3 separate regions of the Homo sapiens genome follow, and regions 2 and 3 are each linked to region 1. A link is a contact called in ENCODE Hi-C or POLR2A ChIA-PET data. All regions are on one chromosome and are shown on one strand. The core of a region is the stretch at or near the end of the contact, and the rest is flanking DNA. Distances in the headings are between cores, read along the strand shown. Region 1 holds the start of ALMS1 (ALMS1 centrosome and basal body associated protein). Region 2 holds the start of SNRPG (small nuclear ribonucleoprotein polypeptide G). Region 3 holds the start of APLF (aprataxin and PNKP like factor).

Region 1 (4,172 bases), core at 226-2,725:
AACACAAGGAAGGCAGAGACCAAAAATGTTTGGGTTCACCAAGCTTTCCTTAGCACCCAGCACAATGTGTGGCACATGGTGAATTCTAATAATACATGTTCAATGAATTAAGTACCCCCTGGAATATTCACCAGACAAAACAACAACTACTGCTCATTAGTGACAAAACTCTACACCTTCACTGTCTGTGATGATGGAACTGTTCCATTATCTGCTCTGTCCAACATGGTAGCCACTAGCCTAGTGTGGCTGCTGAGCACTTGAAAACCGGTAAGAACAGACGCATGGAATTTTTCATTTAATTTATTTTTAACTCTTACTCAAAACTATAATAGTTTTCTCTTTAAGATGTAAAAAGCCACACGTGGCCAGTGGCTACTGTACTGAGCAGGGCAGGTCTTGCTCCTCGAAAAGCAGTAAGTTAAAAAAAGGGGGGTAAGGGCAGCAAATTAAATGGAGAGTTATTTTCAAAATGATCTTCGGGGGTCTACCATGAAATCGGCTTTCTCCATTGTGTATTATCTGTGCTTTGTAGTTTTGCAGACTGTTTGGAGCCGCATCACAAGCCTCCTGCATTCCAAGCCCCTCCTATCGGCTGGGGAACCCCTTTATTGCTACAAATGATGGTCCAGGGGAGGAAAACCCGCGGGGAGCCTCTCCAGACTAAGTGATCGCGCGGTGTACATTATCCACATTACTCCCTCAGGGGAGTCCTGCAATTCAGTCAAGCTCATCTGTTCACTGTCTCCCCAACAAGATGCTCCCCAGGCAACCACTCGCTCCGGTCCTACACCGCCTTTTCCCTCCTTCAAGGCTCGACACACCCGTGGTCCTCTCTCAGCGTTTCTCACGGGGAATGCAGGCTCCCCTGAACGTCTACGGGAGTTCAAAAGGCCCAGGACCCACCGAGGGGGAGGAAACGAGAAGTCTTTGCCACAAAGCCTGGGAGACGCGGAGCAGCCGGCCGGCACCTGGGCTGGAGTCTGGGCCGCCTACTAGCCTCAGCTGCGCGCGTTTTCTCCGTCAGGCGGCGTGACCTGCGGGCGGGCGGAGCGCTCGGGGCCCAGCCTCCACCCCCAACTCGCCGCGGCTCCACACCCCTCCCCGGCCCGCCTCACCTTCTCCAGGGAGGTCCGCTCGCCCTCCGAGTAGCGGTGCTGCGGGGGCGACAGCGGAGGCAAAATCCTGCCGGGGTGCGCCTGCAGCCAGGCCTTGGCCTCCTCGTCCTCCTCGTCGTCTATACTTTCCAGATGCTGGGGCCCGTAGTGAGAGTCGGAGTCCAACTCCCGCCCCGCCTCTTCCTCCACCTCCTCCACGACCACTACGTCGTCCACGTTCGCCGCCGCCGCCGCTGCAGCCTCCTCCTCTTCCTCCTCCTCCTCCTCCTCCTCCTCCTCCTCCTCCTCCAGCTCGCCCGGCCATGGCAGATCCTCGGGCTCCATGTTGGTGTCTCGCTCTGGGCGGCAGAGGAGGAGGAGGAGGGGGGGAGGGAGGGGAAGGGGAGAGCCCTGACTGGCGGTTGTGGCCCAGCTTAGGCGCAGTGCCGCCCGCCTGGGCGGGGCCGGAAGACCGCGCGCGCGTTGCTAGGGACGCCGCGCGAGGCCCGGCGGGAACGCCTTAGGGCGGAGGTTTGCTACAGGCGACGTTGCCGCCTCGCCGCCGTCACCGGCCGGGACCTTGCGAACTGTACTGTAAGCTCACAATAAACCGGGACTGGGCGCCTTCCGGGGCGCAGAGGGCCCCGCGCAAGGACAGTGTAGTTCTCGGCTGGGGTCGAGTTTCGCCCCTGCACAGAGAAGAGATCAAACTCTAGGACGTACCCGTTATAATCACACATGCAAATTATAAAGTTTTAAAGGTTGAGTATCTCCTAAAGTGTCAAGCTGTATGGTGGGCGCTTGAACCTAACCGTGGAAAAGTGTCACGGGTTGTTAGAGGGATTAAGAACTGGGCACTGGCATCAGAAAGATCGGAGTTTGAATCCTGGCATCACCACTTAAAGTGGTGTGACTTTGTGTTTATAAAACGATGATAATAGGCCATCGCATAGGATGGGTGTGATAATTAAAGGAAATAATCAATGTGAAGGACTTAGTGATAGGTTGGTTATTGTACAATAACTCATTAGATGCTCACGGTTCTGTGAGACAAGTATTACTATTTCATGTATGAAGAATCTGAGGCTAAAAAAATTAATTTGCCCAAAGTTTCTTACCTAGTAAGTGGCTGACTCAGTATGCCATCCCAGGTCCTCTGTTAGTGTAGGAATTGCCCTGGCCTAGACCAACCAGCTGTTAAAGGATAACAGAGCAAATATTTATACTGATAGTACATATGTTTTGGTGGTTCGTCAATGACTTTGGAGTGCTTTAAAAACAAAGATTTCCTGACCGCTTCAGGAACCTCTACGAAATGAATGGCAAATTAAAGTATCTTAAGATGCCATGTAACCAGACACCACCTGTACCCCCAATAACCTATGGGGAAAATTTTTAAATTAAAATTTTAAATAATAATTATAATCTTGAGATGCTTCACTGTTACCAAAGGAAATAGCCATAATTAAAGTGGAGTCCAGCAAAAAGTCTTCATGGTATTACCCACAATAGTAGAGATACATTGATAATGATGCTGAACCAATGTTGGTGGGGCAATTTTAGGGTTATTGCCAAGGATGTATGTCCTGCCTACCTGTCAATGACCCAATCCTGGCAAAACTTTAAGGGTAGAACATGAACTGGAGCCCAGTCTTGGAGTTCTGTTGAACACCTCTAAATGGACTATGAGTACATTAGGGTTATTTATTCTTAAGGGGTTTAGGGGTTCTCCTTGCCGGAGACCTATTACTGTAATAGTAGAAAAGAATTTATTAATTTTGTATTCCTGAATGTGAAATCTCAATGTTTATCTCCAGTAAGAGGACACACATTTCACTGATATTAAATAACTGTAAAGCTTTACCTTTTTAGAAACTCCGCTATCTTTTTGCATCCACAAATTTCAGGAAAGATAAAGAGAACTAATAGAATTCTAAAAAATAGCTTTCAAAGTTCTCTAACTTCCATCTAACTTCCAAAGCCCAAAGTACTTCTATTTGCCTTGATGGCAATAAGGTCAGTCCATTCTAAGGCCCATAAGTTATCTCCTTCTGAGTTAATAACAGGCTTCCTCATGTATTTGTGAATTACTTCCAATACTAGATGCTACTAATATAAGCTGTTATCACTAATTGCTGCAGGAGACTTCTAAGATTAACTCCTGCTTTATCAACAACAGATGGAAGCTGCATTCTCAAAGCACCCACCTAAGCAGCTTCTGAAGTTAGAGATTTGGTCTTCTGAAAAAGCATTAGAAAACAATTTCCCTTGAGCCTCAATGCAAGAAAAAAAAATGTCAGGTACTATCAACAACTGACCCAGGAGTAAAACTAGAAGACATTGATCCCTGGATTCATATTACACAACTAAAAAGACATGCATCATTTTCTCCTGGCTACCGGACATCCCATACTATTGGAAGACCTCAAACTGAAGATTCCTGGGACTTCCCCAGAAGCTGCTTACTGCAGAAATGGGCAGTTTATACCCAAGACAACAGGACAAGATTAATTTCTGATTCCTTGGCATCTCTTACCCTACCACTAATCTTGCTTATTGCATTTTGACACCCTTGATTAACTAACAAATTGATTTCTCGGGGAGATAACCCTTATCTTCATCCTGTTACTTTTGACTCCCTATGTTCTACTACTTAAAGTAAACATTATTTGGCCAGGTGCAGTGGGTCATACCTGTAATTCCAGCACTTTAGAAAGCCAAGGTGGGAAGATCACTTGAGACCAGGAGTCTAACTAACGTAGGCAATGTAGCAAGACCCCCATCTCTAAAAACAATAAAAAATTAGCTGGGCATGGTGGCACGTATCTGGAGTCCCAGCTACTCAGGAGGCTGAGGCAAGAGGGTCCTTGAAGCTCAGGAGTCCAAGACTGCAGTGAGCTGTGATCGTGCCAATGGGCAACAAAGTGAAACCCAATCTAAAAAAGAAAGAGAGAAAGGGAGAAGAGAGAAAGAGAAAGGAAAGGAAAGGAGGGGAAAGGGGAAAGGGAAAGAGAAAGGAAAGGGAAGGAAAAAAAGAAAAGAAAAGAGACACTTTCTGGAGTGTTTTTCTCAAAC
Region 2 (4,065 bases), core at 1,002-3,501, 3.1 Mb after region 1:
TTAATTTTCTCCCCACTATTGAGTCTTCTTTCCTTATATCTGGGTGGTGAATATGTAACTTTCTCAGGATGCTTCTCCTTTTAACAGGTTAAATGAGTTAAAATGTCCAGAAGAGTGGAAATTAGTTGTTATGGTTCAGATGCAGAACTGGTTCACTGTAAATGGGAAAAACTTTGAGAGGAGACTAGGACATTGTGACTTGAAGTTCATTAATGTAGAAAAGAAACTGTCTATGAGGCTAAAAAGAGAAATTCATTATCTATGTCAGGTCTCTAGCTTCAACTAAACACTAATAGCAAGTGGTAGTAAAGGTACAAAGCTATGACCCTGCTAGAAAAAATTCAGTGTCTAGGATTTTGAGTACTAAGAGAGTGCAAAATATGTGATGAGTTTAAGTCTTTACTATCATTGATATTTATATAGAGCCATTCCAGAATATCAGGAATTAACTGAATTTTTGAGAACTATCCCCTATTTAAACACAAGGTATTCTATTTTGGTTTAGTCTTCTATAATTTTGGGGTAACAACTGGGAACAAGTCCGAGACCACTTTTTACACATCTTGACATGAAAAAAGAACACCTTATATTAGAAAATGTTTGTGTGCTGCACTTCACATTTTATATACAGGGGCAATAGCACATCAGTGAGTTCTGGAGGTAGTGTTTGAAAAATTTCAGAATTCCCAGGCATGCTGGCTAACCCCTGTAATCTCAGCACTTTGGGAGCCGGAGGCAGGCAGATCTCTTGAGGCCAGGAATTTGAGAACAGCCTGGGCAACAAAGCAAGACCTCGTCTCTACAAAAAAAAATTAGCTGGGTGCAGTGGCGTGCGCCTGTAGTCTCAACAACTCAGGAGGCTGAGGTGGAAGGATTGCTTGAGGCCAGGAGTTCGAGGTTGCAGTGAGCCATGATCACACCATGCTCCCCAGCCTAGGCGACAGAGCAAGAACTCATCTCAAAAAAAATTTTTTTTGCAAGACCCCTCAGTCAGAAATAGATTCAAATTCTTGGAGACAGACCCAGTCACCTTACTCTACAATGGTTCAGAGGCTGCTAATTTACATGTTACGGGAACCCTACTTGGTCTGACAGTATGCTGTAGGGTTACCTGCCAAAAAAATATAGAGGCCCAGCCGGGAGCGGGGGCTCACGCCTGTAATCCCAGCACTTTGGGAGGCCGAGGCCAGCGGATCACGAGGTCAGGAGATCAAGACCATCCTGGCTAACACAGTGAAATACGGTGTCTACTAAAAATACAAAAAATCAGCCCGGCGTGGTGGCGGGCACCTGTTGTCCCAGCTACTCGGGAGGCTGAGGCAGGAGAATGGCGTGAACCCGGGAGGCAGAGCTTGCAGTGAGCCGAGATCGCGCCACTGCACTCCAGCCTGGGCGACAGAGCAAGACTCCGTCTCAAAAAAATATACATATATAGAGAGAGGCCCATTCCTCCAGGGATCATTATCATTTGGTATATTGGTATATATGAAGAAAATAAGCGATACGATCCACAGACATGCGGGATTGGCCGGGTTTGCCCAGGAGCTAGAGACGGGACCGTTATCTCAATATCTCAATTTTATTTTTTAAATAGAGAAGGGGTCTCGCTATGTTGCACAGGCTGGTCTCGAACTCCTGGGCTCAAGAGATCCAAAGTTCTGGGATTTACGGCGCCCGGCTTTTTTTATTTATTTATTTATTTTTATTTATTTTGGCTGTTCCATAGACAAGAGCAGGGATAACCGGCTGGGCGCGGTAGCTCACGCCTGTAATCCTAGCACTTTGGGAGGCCGAGGCGGGCGGATAACGAGGTCAGGAGATCGAGACCATCCTGGCTAACACGGCGAAACCCCGTCTCTACTAAAAAATACACAAAATTAGCCGGGCATGGTGGCGGGCGCCTGTAGTCCCAGCTATTCGGGTGGCTGAGGCAGGAGAATGGCGTGAGGCCGGGAGGCGGAGCTTGCAGTGAGCCGAGATCGCGCCACTGCACTCCAGCCTGGGCGACAGAGCTAGACTCCGTCTCAAAAAGAAAAGAAAAAGAGCAGGGATACCCACCGGTGGAATACCCGTTATCTCAATTTTGTACAAGGAAAACGGAATTCAGAAAGGTGCCTAGAGGACGCACCCCTCCGTCCTGGCCAATCGCTGAGGACATAACCGGAAGCTCAACGATGACCGAGGCGCTGAGATATCGCGAGGTGAAATGTAAAAACTGCCAACAATCCATTGGCTAACGAGGTCGATGACGCCAGACGCAAGACGCCGGGCCTACAGCGGGAGCGTGAGGAAAGCCGTGCGTTGCGTTCCAAGGCATCTGTGAGCCCGCGGAGTATACACCATGAGCAAAGCTCACCCTCCCGAGTTGAAAAAGTAAGTATGTGTGAGAGCCAAACCGAAGTGGTCAGTTATTTGCGTCCTGCGAGTCCCTTGGTTCCCTCTCCGTTAGCCGAATGTCTTGAGCCGCTTCACTTCATTTCTTCTTCCGGTCCGAGGTCGCCGGGATCCCGGCCAGGCTCCCGCGCATGAGACGTGAAGCCCGCGCAGAGCTCGCGCGTCGGTGTGGTTACAGCCGGCAGCCACGGCACCTCCTTCCGGCCGACTAGTCTCCAGGTCCCGCGGTCTGGCCCCTGGTCACCCGGCGCTGTCCCTCGTTCCTTGAAGATCTCCAGTGCTACCTTTTGTTGAACATCTCGAATAGTATCATGTTCTAGATAGACGGCTAGAGGGGGAAATTCTCTGAAGGAACTAAGGAGGGGCTGGAAGGGAAGGAAGTGTTTTTAAAACTACGTGAGGCATCAGAATCCGAAAGCCACTTTAGTCTTAGCAAATGTGTTTGTAGGTGTTTGAGCTTTTACTTAGAAACCTCATTCCTTTTTCTTGCCTTCTTTTACGTTAAGCTTGAATGTCATGTGTTATCTTGCTCTGATGTTGAAACTATATAAGAACATTCATTTTTCTTTTTTTTTAAGAACATTAATTTTTTCTAGTCAGAGAAGGCTAATTTTTTGAAGTTTTTTCTACACACCCAGTAAAGTCAAACAACTTTAAGTAGGAGAGCCTTACTTTAGGTAGGACTCAACGTAAAGCTTTGAATTCCTCAAATACTTTTTGAGTGGACTTAACAGGTTATGTGTTTCCTGACTACGTTTCTGTTTTGCTTATACTTCCTGATGCTGGAATTCTACATGTATTAGTTGGATTGCACAAAGGATGCAAAATTTTTACAGGGATCAGTTTTTTCTGGCGTAGCATGTGGTTGGCTTTGTGTATAGTTAGTTCATTTATTACCAGGCCCATGGAAGTCAGACAAAAGGTAAAGTTCCTATTTAATAATTTTGCGGCCGGGCACAGTGGCTCACGCCTGTAATCCCAGCACTTTGGGAGGCTGAGGCGGGAGGATCACCTGAGGTCAGGAGTTCGAGACCAGCCTGGCCAACATGGTGAAACCCCCGTCTCTACTAAAAATACAAAAAATTAGCCAGGCAGGTGGTGTGCGCCTGTAGTCTCAGCTATTCCGGAGGTTGAGGCAGGAGAATCGCTTGAACCCGGGAAGCGGAGGTTGCAGTGAGTCAAGATCGCGCCATTGCCCTCCAGCCTGGGTAACAAGACCGAAACTCTGTTTCAAAAAATAATAATATTTTTGCATTTAAAGGTCCATTTGTATCAAAGCCATCTTTTGTATGAAAACTACTTCTATGTATATTTTAGTTAGGTCTGTTAAGGAATTAATTATTAAAACATAAGCCCAACGCGGTGGCTCACGCCTGTAATCCCAGCACTTTGGGAGGCCGAGGCGGGCGGATCACGAGGTCAGGAGATGGAGATCATCATGGCTAAAACGGTGAAACCCCGTGTCTATAAAAATACAAAAAATTACGTGGGCTTGGTGGCGGGCGCTTGTAGTCCCAGCTACTCGGGAGGCTGAGGCAGGAGAATGGCGTGAACCCGGGAGGCGGAGCTTGCAGTGAGCCGAGATCGCGCCACTGCACTCCAGCCTGGGCAACAGAGCGAGACTCCGTCTCAAAAAAAAAAAAAAAAATAGAAGTTACTCAGAAATTATTG
Region 3 (4,034 bases), core at 903-3,402, 4.9 Mb after region 1:
GGAATTGCTGTTGTTGGAAACAGGAGCCCTTATGTTGTGTTTTAACCAGTGCAGAGAAGAATCGAGTGCATCTGTCAGCTCCAAAATCGAAAAAACTACAAGGCGATTTGTTTGTTCTCCAAATTTTTCCTTTAACACACTTAGGATGTCATTCATAACCACTTCTGATACACGCCAACCTTGGCAAAAGAATCTCATCCCTGAATGTTATTTCAAAAGGAAAAGCAAAATCTTGACCAGGTAATTGCCCAGCTTTCACTCCTTACCATTTTTAAAAACAGATACCAAATAGGCTCATCTCACATTAGCAAGTCGACAACACAAAGAACAAGCTACAAATAATGAAACGGTCTGCAATCTGTTGCCATGTTTCTAAACCACGGCCCTAAAATTCATCCACCTTTTAACCAGACCCACAGTACTCTACTGGTGACAATTTCTTAAGCAAGTCAAAACTCGTTAGTCACCAGACATATGATTACTAGATTAAGCACATACTCTTAAGTTTCAAACCTACGAATTTAAAAGAAAAATAAAGCCTCCAGACAGTTCCTTCCAGTGTTTGTATAGGCCAACAAACGATGAAAAAAATAGAAATGATGTTAAATATTTAAATAATCACTTGTCCAGTAAAAAAATGAACAGCAATTGAATATCTACTTCCTCAATAACCTTACCACATGCACATGTGCATGTACACAACACACAACACACAACACACACACACACACACACACACACACACACCCCTTTAGGACCAGCTTCCATAATACAATCTTAAACTACCACTCCTTTCCCTGCTCCCAGAAGGGACCTAAGGCAAGTACCAATGGTTCCATTTAGACTCTGGAAGTTAACCAGGACAACAGTACACACTCCTTACTCCTTGGTGTTAGCTCACTGACACAGGTGTCTCCCCGGTCCCAAGAGAAAACTCCTAAAGGGTAGGGACCCATGTTCCATTCATCTTTGTATGCCCCACAGTGCTAGAATCTGCAAAATGTTCTACACAGTGAGCACCAAACAAGAAATGTTGAATGTTAAAGAACAAAATAGAAAACTAGATGTACTTAAGAGATCTATAGAATTCCAGAATGCAATATGCAAATGTTCTTATTCCTAAACCTCTCCCAAAGAAGGTAGAGAATATTTAGCTTTGTGGCATTATGTGTCCAAAAGCTTATGTATGGACTTTAAATAATGTATGTATGGCTCAATTTTCTCATCTGAACAATGAGGATAATAAAAATAGCTAACTGATACGGTCTTGAGACAGTTAAAGATGTTGGTATAGGTAATGTCTCCTTAGACCAATGACACGAACGCTATACACATTACTTATGAAGGGTTAGCTACTCATTTTACTGGAAATAATAAATAATATAAATAAATAAGGTCCACACAGCTCTGCAAAGGAGACCAAAGGTTAAAAGAAATTAGCCTAGAAGACGTAATATCACAGTTTGGCAAACTTTTCTGTAAAGGACCAGACACTACTGTAAATATTTTAGGCTTTACAAGACAAGCCGCAATACCCTCAACCCTTGGAGCAACTATTCCCCCTGAAAAATTAGTAGATTTTTTGTTTACATTTTACATTTCAGAATTTAAGAATCATTCTTAGTTCATGGGGCCATACAAACATAGGCTGGATTTGGCCCCCAGGCACTAGTTTGCCAATCCCTGGATAAGATAATAATGGTAATACAGTCAGTGTTTTAAAAGCAACATAAAGAAATGTTTGTGAATTGGCTTAAAGGTAACTGAAAAACGTGCGGCCCCAAACTTCTAAAATCCGGACCGGCGGACCAGTGCGGTGGGGAAACCGGCCAGGACTAGGGCCGGTCTTCAGGAGCCGGCGCGGAACTCCACGGCTCTCGGGGTCCGCTAAGCCCCCGCCCACACTTACTCCCAGCAGCGGCCCGCGGCCGATCACCGTCTCCCCGGGCGCCAGGGCCACCCGGGGACCGCCGTCCCGCGGCTGCAGCTCGAAGCCCCCGGACATGGCGGGCAAGGATTAGGCCCCTTCGCCAGGAGACTGGCCCCTCCGCTGTTTCCGCCCTCCACAGACACGCGCGGGGCAAGCCCACGCCCTGGGAAAAAACACCGAGGGAGGGCCTCAAAGGCTCCCCGCGGCTGCGCCGGTCCTCTCAGAGCCCGGCCCCAGCGCAGCTTCACGAGTCCCGCCCCTCCACGCCTACTAATGACGCAACCGGGGATTCCCCAGTCTCGCCGCCTCAAAACTACTGTTTAAAAACCCCGGCTTATTCCCCAACACCCTTTTCACCTCCCTCCCATCTTGGAGGACGCCGGGCCTTGTAGTCCTGGTGGCTTTCTTCACTTCCTTTCCCGAGCGGAGACGCCCTGGAAAAAACTACCAATCCCCAAAGGCACTGCGCGCCCCTCTCGGCGCCTGCGCGAGTTCTGAGCAGGGCGGGACTCAGGTGGGCGGGATGCGAAGAGCTATGGGGAAGGATTCGAATTCCGGTGGATTTAAATCGCGGGAGGAGAAGCTACCGCGGCCTAGTAGGTAGAAGGGTCTTCCGTTCCCGTTGGCTTAGGTGTCTACGCTCCCGGGGACGCGGCCTGGACGCAAGCTCAGCCTTCCCTCCGCGGCCTGGAGCCGCAGTGACAGTCAACGCTGACGGTTGTTGTCACTTGTCAGTGCCCTGTGTTCTTGGGTTCCAGCAGCTGCAACCCGCGCGGGACACAAGGAGGGTGGCTCAGACGGGACGTGGGGTGATTAGCCCTGACCCGCGGGATTTGGACGGAGTGGGGCTCCCCGCCCCTCCGACTGCGCTGCCGCCGATCTATCCCTCCGAATGATAGTTGAAAGGGGGACGAGCTTTTACTTCACTTGAGAGAGAATTCAGGAAAGCTCAGTTCATAAAGGAGAAAGGGCAGAAGAGGGGTCGTTTCCAGGCATCCAGGCGAACCTGGACGTAGAAGAAAGATTCCTAGTGGGATTTTAGAAACTCGCAAAGGTATCCCCTGCTGTGAAATTCAAAAGCCTTCATTCCCGTTACAGGAATTCCACAAGGGGACGCATTTTATTCTCCCAGTAAGATCCTGGGAGAAGTGGATAAACACACTGTAACGTTTAAATGCACTGTAACGTTTTCCTAATGTGAGATTCTTTTCAAGAACGTTGTGGTTTGGCTTTGGTTTGTATTGGTGGTGGGAGGGGCCAAGGTGCATGGCAAAAACTTGCTCTTGACTCACCCGTTTTTACGTTTGCTTTCTTACTTCTCCTAACCCTCAAGAAGAAGACCTCTGTTGAACACAGACTGCAGTTCCAGCCACCACAGCTAATCTGGATCATGAATGGGAGCCACCGTGGTCTTGGCAAGTCCGAAAACATAGCTGAGTAGCTCGTCTAGAAAAGAGATTTGTGTTCAGCTGAGTTAAAAGAAGTATTTACCTCAAACCTCTCCTCTTGCACAACCAACCCCCGTTATAAAAGGAAGTGCAAAATGGAATAAACTGATTTTAAGTGAATACAAGCTGTCTTTATATACAAAAGTAACTCAAGGATGGTGATGTACCCAGTCATGCTTTCAACTGATTTGGGAAGCCTACACCATTCACCTTAGGTAAATTAGCTGAAACTGAGCTTTAAATCTGGGCTTCAAAGAGTCACATACTGTACCTAGCTGAGTTCTAAACATTGTTTACAGTTGTCACTCACTGTTGCTTGATGTCTTCAGTGACTATTATCCTTAGCTTGTAATTATGCATGTAGGATAGCTTCAAGGGGCCATTTCTAAAACACTACTCTTATGACTGAGTTGAATATTTGAGACTTTGTTTCATAATCCAGATCTCATCTTCTTGTCCATTTCAGATAGTAGTTGTGTCAAATGTAAGCACCTACCTACCTATAAGATACAAGTAGATAAAATTCTTATATAAACAACTAGAAGTCCAGCAAGTTTATGATTAAGTCACAAATTGCAAATTAATGATGAGGCATCAGTTCCCATGTACAACAAGTATTCAGGAGTTTAATAGGATTGACTCATATACATTTTCAA

The links. Hi-C counts contacts between places; a loop is a spot of excess contacts on that map. ChIA-PET counts read pairs that join two places held with the same protein, here RNA polymerase II (POLR2A). Pooled maps may share reads with other maps.
Region 2: a pooled map shows a loop between it and region 1 (17-fold over the local background). The contact joins the promoter of SNRPG here to the promoter of ALMS1 in region 1. A Hi-C loop is called at or near these places in 8 of 50 pooled maps.
Region 3: a loop to region 1 is called in a map of naive thymus-derived CD4-positive, alpha-beta T cell, with 9 times the contacts of the local background. The contact joins the promoter of APLF here to the promoter of ALMS1 in region 1. A Hi-C loop is called at or near these places in 1 of 168 maps with a recorded cell type or tissue (naive thymus-derived CD4-positive, alpha-beta T cell) and 7 of 50 pooled maps. POLR2A ChIA-PET finds 5 or more read pairs at or near these places in 1 of 52 experiments (T-cell).

Annotation. Positions count from the first base shown.
Region 1 is chr2:73,383,139-73,387,310 of GRCh38, reverse strand. ALMS1 (ALMS1 centrosome and basal body associated protein) reads right to left here and starts at 1,475. Exons shown (of 23, transcript NM_001378454.1): 1 at 1,119-1,475. The coding sequence starts at 1,442. LOC105374804 (a long non-coding RNA gene) reads left to right here and starts at 1,630. Exons shown (of 4, transcript XR_007087053.1): 1 at 1,630-1,858. RefSeq lists enhancers at 687-926, 967-1,716 and silencers at 987-1,156, 1,317-1,716.
Region 2 is chr2:70,291,926-70,295,990 of GRCh38, reverse strand. SNRPG (small nuclear ribonucleoprotein polypeptide G) reads left to right here and starts at 2,251. Exons shown (of 4, transcript NM_003096.4): 1 at 2,251-2,373. The coding sequence starts at 2,342. It overlaps LOC124906023 (a long non-coding RNA gene), which reads right to left and starts at 2,089. Exons shown (of 2, transcript XR_007086880.1): 1 at 2,059-2,089; 2 at 1-933. It overlaps FAM136A (family with sequence similarity 136 member A), which reads left to right. Exons shown (of 3, transcript NM_001329752.2): 3 at 1-15. RefSeq lists enhancers at 2,090-2,569, 2,586-3,493.
Region 3 is chr2:68,465,703-68,469,736 of GRCh38, reverse strand. APLF (aprataxin and PNKP like factor) reads right to left here and starts at 2,152. Exons shown (of 10, transcript NM_173545.3): 1 at 1,910-2,152. The coding sequence starts at 2,005. It overlaps FBXO48 (F-box protein 48), which reads left to right and starts at 2,443. Exons shown (of 4, transcript NM_001024680.3): 1 at 2,443-2,526; 2 at 3,267-3,593. RefSeq lists a silencer at 1,868-2,077 and enhancers at 1,419-2,313, 2,314-3,209, 3,303-3,362.